Regions from separate parts of the Homo sapiens genome. Here region 2 is linked to region 1. A link is a loop called in an ENCODE intact Hi-C map of the cell type or tissue named here. Cell type or tissue: PC-3. All regions are shown on one strand. Links, peaks and the distances in the headings refer to the core of each region. The heading gives the core; the rest is flanking DNA.

What was found. Peaks named below come from ENCODE experiments on the same cell type or tissue, not always from the same donor. Only the 100,000 strongest peaks of a DNase experiment are listed, where the experiment ranks them.
Region 2: a loop joins it to region 1, with 38 times the contacts of the local background. A loop is called at or near these places in 1 of 110 quality-filtered maps.

What each region holds. Positions count from the first base shown.
Region 1 is chr12:127,483,390-127,487,783 of GRCh38, forward strand. LOC105370067 (a long non-coding RNA gene) reads left to right here and starts at 1,139. Exons shown (of 4, transcript XR_945528.4): 1 at 1,139-3,757. In PC-3, for the core only: CTCF peaks have their summits at 2,279 and 2,478; DNase peaks (open chromatin) are centred at 2,402 and 3,832; H3K27ac peaks cover 2,429 bases.
Region 2 is chr12:128,067,146-128,071,539 of GRCh38, forward strand. No RefSeq gene overlaps it. Among named protein-coding and RNA genes, the nearest start is that of LINC02441, 42 kb to the left of the region's middle. In PC-3, for the core only: a CTCF peak has its summit at 2,477 (motif pointing left); a DNase peak (open chromatin) is centred at 2,416; H3K27me3 peaks cover 1,186 bases.

The DNA.
Region 1 (4,394 bases), core at 195-4,194:
ATCTGGCAGAAGGGTTACTGGACTGAGGGGGATCAGACTCATGTGCCCCAAAGAGCCCATGGTCAGGATGACAGTCGGGGGGCAAGGACATTGAGTTTCTTGTTGATACTGGTGCTGAACATTCAGTAGTAACCACCCCACTCACACCCTTATCCAAAAAGACTATTGATATAATCGGAGCCACAGGGGTTTTGGCAAAGCAAGCTTTCTGTTTGCCCTGGACCTGCACTGTAGCGGGGCATGAGGTAATTTACGAGTTCCTGTACATGCCTGAGTGCCCCTTGTCTTTACTGGAAGGGACCTACTTAGCAAGCTGAGAGCCACTATCTATTTTACAAAGCATGGCTCTTTACAGCTAAATTTACCTGGAACGGGAGTCATCATGGCCCTTATGGTTCCTCTGGAAGAGGAATGGAGACTCTTCTTAACTGAGCCAGGCCAATAGATAGGACCAGCCCTGGCTAAGTAGTGGCCAAAGGTGTGGGCGGAAGACAACCCTCTAGGGCTGGCTGTCAACCAGGCCCCAGTACTCATAGAAGTTAAGCCTGGGTCCCAGCCAGTCAGGCAAAAGCAGTACCCAGTTCCCAGAGAAGCCCTTGAAGGCGTCCAGGTCCATCTCAAGGGCCTGAGGGCCTTTGGAATTATAGTCCCTTGTCAGTCTCCATGGAACGCTCCCCTCCTACCTGTTCCCAAGCCAGGGACCAAGGACTACAGGCTGGTACAGGGTTTCTGCATGGTCAACCAAGCTACAGTGACTTTGCACCCAACAGTACCTAACCCGTACATGTTGTTGGGTTTGCTGCCAGCCGAAGACAGCCGGTCCACCTGCTTGGACTTGAAAGATGCTTTCTTTAGCATCAGACTAGCCCCTGAGAGCCAAAAACTGTTTGCCTTTCAGTGGGAGGATCCGGGGTCAGGTGTCACCACTCAGTACACTTGGACCTGACTCCGCCAAGGGTTCAAGAACTCCCTCACCATCTTTGGGGAGGCACTGGCTCAAGACCTCCAGAAGTTTCCCAGCAGAGACCTAGGCTGCGTGCTGCTCCAGTACATCGATGACCCCCTGCTGGGACACCCCACGGCATTCGGGTGTGCCAAGGGAACAGATACCCTGCTCTGGCACCTGGAGGACTGTGGGTATAAGGTGTCCAAGAAGAAAGCTCAGATCTGCAAACAGCAAGTATGTTACCTGGGATTTACTATCTGACAGGGAGAGTGCAGCCTGGGATCAGAAAGAAAGCAAGTCATTTGCAACCTGCTGGAGCCTAAGACCAGAAGGCAGGTGAAAGAATTCTTAGGAGCTGTAGGGTTCTGCAGGTTGTGGATCCCAAACTTTGCAGTATTGGCTAAGGGCCTATACGGAGTCACAAAGCGGGGAGACAAGGAACCTTTCAAATGGGGGTCCTGACAGCAGTGAGCTTTTCATGAGTTAAAAGAAAATCTCATGTTGGTCCCAGCCCTGCGGCTACCTGACCTGACGAAACCTTTTACACTGTATGTGTCAAAGAGAGAAAAAATGGTGTTTGGAGTTTTGACCCAGACTGTGGGGCCCTGGTCGAGGCCAGTGGCCTACCACTCCAAACAACTAGACGGGGTTTCTAAGCATTGGCCTGCATCTTTAAGGACCTTGGCAGCAACAACCCAGCTAGCACAAGAAGCGGATAAGCTAACTCTTGGGCAAAACCTAACTATAAAGGCCCCCCATGCTGTGGTGACTTTAATGAATACCAAAGGACATCAATGGCTAACGAATGCTAGACCAACTAGATACCAAAGCTTGCTCTGTGAGAATCCCCACATAACCATTGAAGTTTGCAACACCCTGAACCCTGCCACCTTGCTCCCGGTATCAGAGAGCCCAGTTGAACATAACTGTGTAGAGGTGATGGACTTAGTTTATTCTAGCAGGCCTGACATCCGAGACCATCCTTGGACATAAGTAGACTGGGAGCTGTACATGGACAGGAGCAGCTTCGTCAACCCATAAGGAGAGAGGTGTGTGGCATATGCAGCGGTAACCCTAGACACTGTCACTGAAGCCAAATCGTTACCCCAGGGCACTTCAGCCCAGAAGGCCGAACTCATTGCTTTAATTCAGGCCTTAGAGCTAAGTGAAGGTAAGACTGTAAACATTTACACTAACTCTCGGTATGCCTTTTTAACCCTCCAAATGCATGGGGCATTATACAAGGAAAAAGGCCTGTTGAACTCTGGGGGAAAAGACATAAAGTATCAGCAAGAGATCTTGCAATTATTAGAGGCAGTATGGGAGCCCCAAAGGGTGGCAGTCATGCACTGCAGAGGACACCAGTGAGCTTCCACCTCGATTGCCTTGGGGAACTCCCAAGCTGACTCAGAGGCTCGAAAGGCAGCATCCACCCCGTACTGGGTGTTAGTCACAGCCCCCCTGCTCCTTCAGTCACCTGACCTTGTGCCTACTTATTCTAAAGAAGAGAAGGACTTTCTCCAGGCAGAGGGAGGACAGGTTATAAAAGAGGGATGGATCCAGTTATTGGATGGAAGAATAGCTGTGTCACAGCTGCTAGGGGCTGCAATTGTACTGGCTTGCATAAGACCACCCACCTAGGCGAAGAGTCATTTGAAAAGTTGTTAGGCTGGTACTTCTACATCTCACATCTGTCAGCCCTTGCCAAAACAGTGGCGCAGCAGTGTGTCACCTGCTGGCAGCACAATGCTAGGCAAGGTCCAAAAGTCCTGCCCAGCATACAGGCTTGTGGAGCAGCCCCCTTTGAAGATCTCCAAGTAGACTTCACCAAGACGCCCAAATGTGGAGGTAACAAGTATTTGCTAGTTCTAGCGTGTACATACTCTGGGTGGGTGGAGGCCTATCCAACACGAACTGAGAAAGCTCATGAAGTAACCCATGTGCTTCTCTGTGATCTCATTCCTAGGTTTGGACTGCCCTTACCAATTGGCTCAGACAACGGGCCGGCATTTGTGGCTGACTTGGTACAGAAGACAGCAATGGTATAGGGGATCACATGGAAACTACATACCACCTATCGACCACAAAGTTCTGGAAAGGTGGACCGGATGAATCGGACTATCAAAAATAGTTTAGGGAAAGTGTGTCAAGAAACAGGATTAAAGTGGGTACAAGCTCTCCCTGTGGTATTGTTTAAGATTAGATGTACCCTTTCTAAAAGAACAGGATATTCCCCTTATGAAATATTATATCATAGCCCCCTCCCACACTACAGGGACTCCCAGGCACTCCGCAAGAGCTAGGTGAAATTGAGTTACAGTGATAGCTACAGGCTTTAGGGAAGATAACAACAAAAAATTTCAGCCTGGGTAAGTGAGAGGTGCCCCATCAGCTTACTCTCCCCAGTTCACCCTTTCTCCCCAGGTGATCGGGTGTGGATCAAGGATTCGAACGTAGCCCCCTTGCAGCCACGGTGGAAAGGACCCCAGACCGTCGTCTTGACCACTCCCACAGCCATAAAGGTAGAGGGAATCCCAGCCTGGATCCACCACAGCCACGTAAAACCTGCAGCACCTGAGACCTGGGAGGCGAGACCAAGCCCGTACAACGCCTGCAAAAAAGTAACTTTGAAGAAGACGACAAGCCCTGTTCCAGTCACACCCAGAAGCTAACTGGTCCACGCATGGCCAAAGCATGAGGAAACTCATCCTGGAACTCATTTTCCTTAAATTCTGGATTTGTACAGTAAGGACTTCAACTGACCTTCTTCAGACTGAGGACTGTTCCCAGTGTATGCATCAAGTTACTGAGGTAGGGCAAAAGGTTAAAACAGTCTTTCTGTTTTATAGTTATTATGAATACACAGGAACTCTAAAAGGAACTTGTTTATATAATGACACCCAGTATAAGGTATGCAGTCCAGAAGATGGACAACCTAGTATTCGTTATGATCCATCTGAACACCCCATGACCACAGTGTTTGAAATAAGGTTGAGGACTGGCAACTGGAGAAAAGCCAATAAGAGTAAAATAATAACTAGAACAGAAGAAAAGGGAGTCCCCAAACAAATTATCTTAAAAGTTGACACCTGTGCAGCAATCAACAGTAACCTGTATAGAAATAGAATAAGATGCGGCTCTCTAGATTGGGAAAGGAGCCATACAGTAGAAAATAAGTATGTTTGTCATGAATTAGGACTGTGTAATGATGAATGTAGTTACTGGTCCTGTGTCATTTAGGCCACCTGAAAAAAGGATGAGAAGGACCCTGTCTGCCTTCAAAAAGGAAAGAGTAACTCTTCCTGCACTAGTGGTCACTGTAATCCATTAGAACTAGTAATTACCAATCTCCTTGATCCCCGTTAGAAAACAGGAGAGTATGTAACTCTAGGAATAGATGGAACTGGACAGGATCCCTGAGTAAATATTTTAGTCCAAGGGGAGGTCC
Region 2 (4,394 bases), core at 106-4,105, 580 kb after region 1:
CACGGGAAAACAAATTCCCAGAAGGTTTTTTTTTTTTTAGAAAATGTCTCCCTCTGTCACCCAGGCTGGAGTGCAGTGGCACCATCTGGGCTCACTGTAAACTCCACCTCCTAGGTTCAAGTGATCCTACCACTTCAGCCTCCCGAGTAGCTGGGATTACAGGCATGTGCCACCATGCCCAGCTAATTTTTGTATTTTTAGTAGAGACGGGGTTTCGCCATGTTGGCCAGGCTGGTCTCGAACTCCTGACCTCAAGTGATCCTCCCGCCTTGGCCTCCCAAAGTGCTGGGGTTACAGGCATAAGCCACCATGCCCAGCCTCCAGAAGTGTTTTCTTAATATATGTTTTCAGCACAGGTACAGCTTAATCCTCTTTTTTTGGCTCTTGACCTCATCAGTGGAGAGGAACCATAGGAGACAGGGAACAGGGTTCTCTCCAGCAATCCATGGAAATGAAGAGTGACTGAAGGCAAAGCTCTCTGCTAGCAGGGGGGTCGTCCTCCACCTTCTCAGAGCCCCAAACATGCAAGTAACAGCCTCTGCTCTTCCCGGATCTGCGGGGACCATCTTTAAATGACAGCTCTGGTGTGGAGTGACTGGATGTATGCTGGTGGGAGGGGTGTGGGAATATCCAAACTCAGAGGTAAGAAAAGGGAGAAAAAATCTCTCCTCTCATTGGAGCCAAAGCAGAAGGTGAAAAGGTGCATTGGCGAGACTGTAACATAAGGAAAGGAAGGAGGAAGAGAAGGAAGGAAGAAAGGAGCAAGGAGGCAGAGAAAGGAGGCAAGAAAGGGTGGAAATTTTATGGCTGATCTCTCAAGGGGATATTTTAGTCCCTTTGGCAGGGAACAAACATAAAATCAAAGAATAATTTTCTCCTGGGTATACTAATTATGTGAAATGCATCGTCTCTAAAGGCTGCACCGCTAAAATTAGAAATAGAGGCATCAACAGACTTGCCCTTACAAATAGAGTCATCAATAGACTTGGCCTAATAAAGCCCCACAAACTGGGGGTCTTGAAACCACAGAAGTTCCTTGCCTCACCATTCTGGCGGCTGGAAATCCAGTATCAAGGCCGTGGGGCCACATTCCCTCTGCAGGCAGGTGCTAGGGAAGGATATACTCCCTACCTCTCTACCAGCTTCCAGTGGTCACTTTGCTTGCGGCAGCAGAACTCCAGTTTCACAGGGCGCTCTTCCTGTGTGCATGCCGGTCTCTGTGAATAAATGTTCCCTTTTGGTAGAGATGCCAATCATACTGGATTAGGGCCCAGCCTAGTGACCTTATTTTAACTTGATCATCTGCTGCCTCAGTCCAGGCTGCTAGAATAAATGTCCTAGACCGGGTGGCTAAAACAACAAATGTTCATTTCTCACAGTTCTGGAAGCTGGAAGTCCAAGATCAAGGTGCTGGCTGATTCAGTTCCTGGTAAGAACTTACTAAGACTTCCTGATTTGCAGACAGATCCTTCTTTCCTATGTCCTCACGTGGTGGAGAGCTAGATCATGTCTCTCATATATCTTCTCATTAGGGCACTAACACCCGTCATGTCGGCTCCGCCCTCATGACCTGACCACCTTCCAAAGGCCCCACTTCCTACCACCATCACATTAGAAATGAGGAGCTTTAACATATAAATTTTAGGAGGTCACATTCAGCCCATAACACTGGCATAGACCCTGTTTCCAGGTAAAGTCACATTGACATGTACTGAGGGTTAATTCTTCAGCATCTTGTATGGAGTACAATTCAACCCATAATAAGTACTGAACTCTACAAGGTATATCTTTATTCTGTGATTTTTTTTTTGAGACACAGTCTTGCTCCGTCACCCAGGCTGGAGTGCAATCATGGCTCACTGAATCCTCGACCTCCCAGGCTCAAGTGATCCTCCTGTCCCAGCCTCCCGAGTGCTTAGGACCACAGGCCCCCACTACTACGCCCAGCTAATTTTTAATTACTTTGTTTTGTAGAGATGGGGGGTCTCACTATGTCACCCAGGCTGGTGTCAAATGGAAAAAAAATAATATATACTCTTAAACATATAGCTTTCTGATATTAAGTTCAATTACTTAAATAAATTATATTAAATAAAATGTTGAAAATTAACAGCACTCCGAAAACTCTAAGTGGAATAGAATGAGGACAGGATCGAGGGTCTGGTGGTTTTAAGTCCACAACCTAAGATTCGTGTGGCCTCCAGCAGCTCAGTCAACCTAGGAACCTTCCCTTCTTTGTTAACGAAATGGAAATAACACTATTTCGCAAAGCTGCTGTGAAGATTAAACGTGGATAACGTGCCTAAAAAGTCTATGATATGGTAAACCACAGTATAACATTCCTACAATTCATAATATTACTAATCACATATTCACACTATTGATATTCCTCATAAACTGGAACTAGTAATGCTGAGGTCGGCTAGTGGTTCGAGCTCTAAGATAAAGGCATTGACTGCCACCTGGTGGCAGCGTACTGTAGTGTCAATTCTTCAACTTTCTCGCCAAGGTAAATCACCTGGTGATGATTGCTTCGTCTCCAATTCCAAACAGAAAAAATGAGAATCCATCATCGTGTAACTCCACAATTGAACCTATTAAATGTAAGTTCCAGATGTTAAGGCTATATGCTTAAGATCAAAGAAGATTTGGAGAAGGGAGTTTACCTTATTCTTCCCTAAGCCATGAAATGTGGGTGATGAAATCTGGGATGGTTAACTTTAGCCTCAGTAAATTGTCTTCTCTCCCCTTTTGCTCACAGGGCCTGGTAACAGAGTGAGTGTTTAATTAATATGTGTTCGGCGAAATAATGAAGAATGTACTATTAATAATAACAATACCTTATTTTTATTGAGCACCTAGTATATACCAGACCATTTCAAAATGGATTACTCAGGATGTGCAGACTATCTCAGTGTTCACAGGGATTGGGGCATGCAGCAAAAAGGCCCTTGCTCAGAATATCTGTAGGAGTAGATAGGAGTAAAGATTCAGGACTTAGAAACAAATCTAGAAATGGGCTTACCACGTGCATTCGCTTTAGAGATGCTTATGGACTCCCCATTAAACAGAGACAGCTGGTAAACACAACAAGCAATTGGCAAATACATTTCAGGATCAAAGCTTATAATCCTTACGGGCCATTTACATTCTCAGGTGAATCTATGCTACAAGGTAAAGATGTGTCCCACCCACACTTTGGAAAGAGGTAGGTCTCAGAGCCCAGAAATGCCTTTAATATAGGGGTTGTGAGAGTTAATAAGGTGTGCGAGCTCATAAAGACCCTTATGTTCTTAGCAATATAACTTACAGTTCCTATTTCTTTTCTTTTTCTGTTTCTTTTTTCTTTTCTTTTTCTTTCTTTGTTTTTTGTTTCTCTGAGACACGGTCACCCAGGCTGGAGTGCAGTGGCACCATCTTGACTCATTGTAACCTCTGCTTCCTGGGCTCAAGCAATCCTCCCGCCTCAGCCTCCTGAGTTGTTGGGACTACAGGCACATACCACTCTACTCAGCAAATTTTTTCGTATTTTTGGTAGAGATTGGATTTTACCATGTTGCCCAAGCAGGTCTTGAACTTCTGGACTCAAACAATCGGCCCCCCTCGGCCTCCCAAAATGTTGGCATTACAGGTGTGAGCCACCGGGCCCATGCCCAGGCCTCTCATTTATTCACACAAGAATCCCAACTGTACATATTTCCTTTAATCCCCCCAAAAGACATGTATCAGATTGCTTCTGTGATTCTTTGTTTGATTAAATTTTTTTTGCATGTGTACTCCTTAAAATTTGGAAATAACATAGGCTGATTTTTAAACCTCATTATTTAAAGACGAGGCAAAAAATATTCTAAGGTCTGCATTTTTGCTGAATTCCCTAAGAGATTTTCAGTTCCTCAGAGCAGCCGTGGAGGCATATCCAGGAGCCGATGGCTGAAAGATTTGGATGAATCTGCTGTTGCTGGAGAGTCACTAGGGGATGCCTGTTCATGCCTTCCCTGATGCTCAACTAAAGGATTTAAAATGAGCAAATTTATATTATAAAAGAAAGGAACGGGGGCCTAGGGACAACATGACCCTCACAGCTTTGACTGGCTTTTGAGTTAAACACAACGAAACCTGTAGACTCCTGCGGAGACCTATACCCACGCAGGCGACAGGGAGGGACGACGACCACAGGCACCTGACTCCTCGATTTTCTGGCCCCATGTTGGCTCCAGCAGGTGTGACCCAAAATCAACCTGAAGTTCTGTCTGCTCCTGGAAATTCACCTGCAGAGGGTCAACAGCTGCCCCTTTGCCTAACCTGGGGCCACACCCCTCATGCCTCCAGAGGCCAGGCAGGGACTCTAGGTGAGGGAAGCTGGATGCGGGAGTGTCCTGAGGAATGGGAGCGGG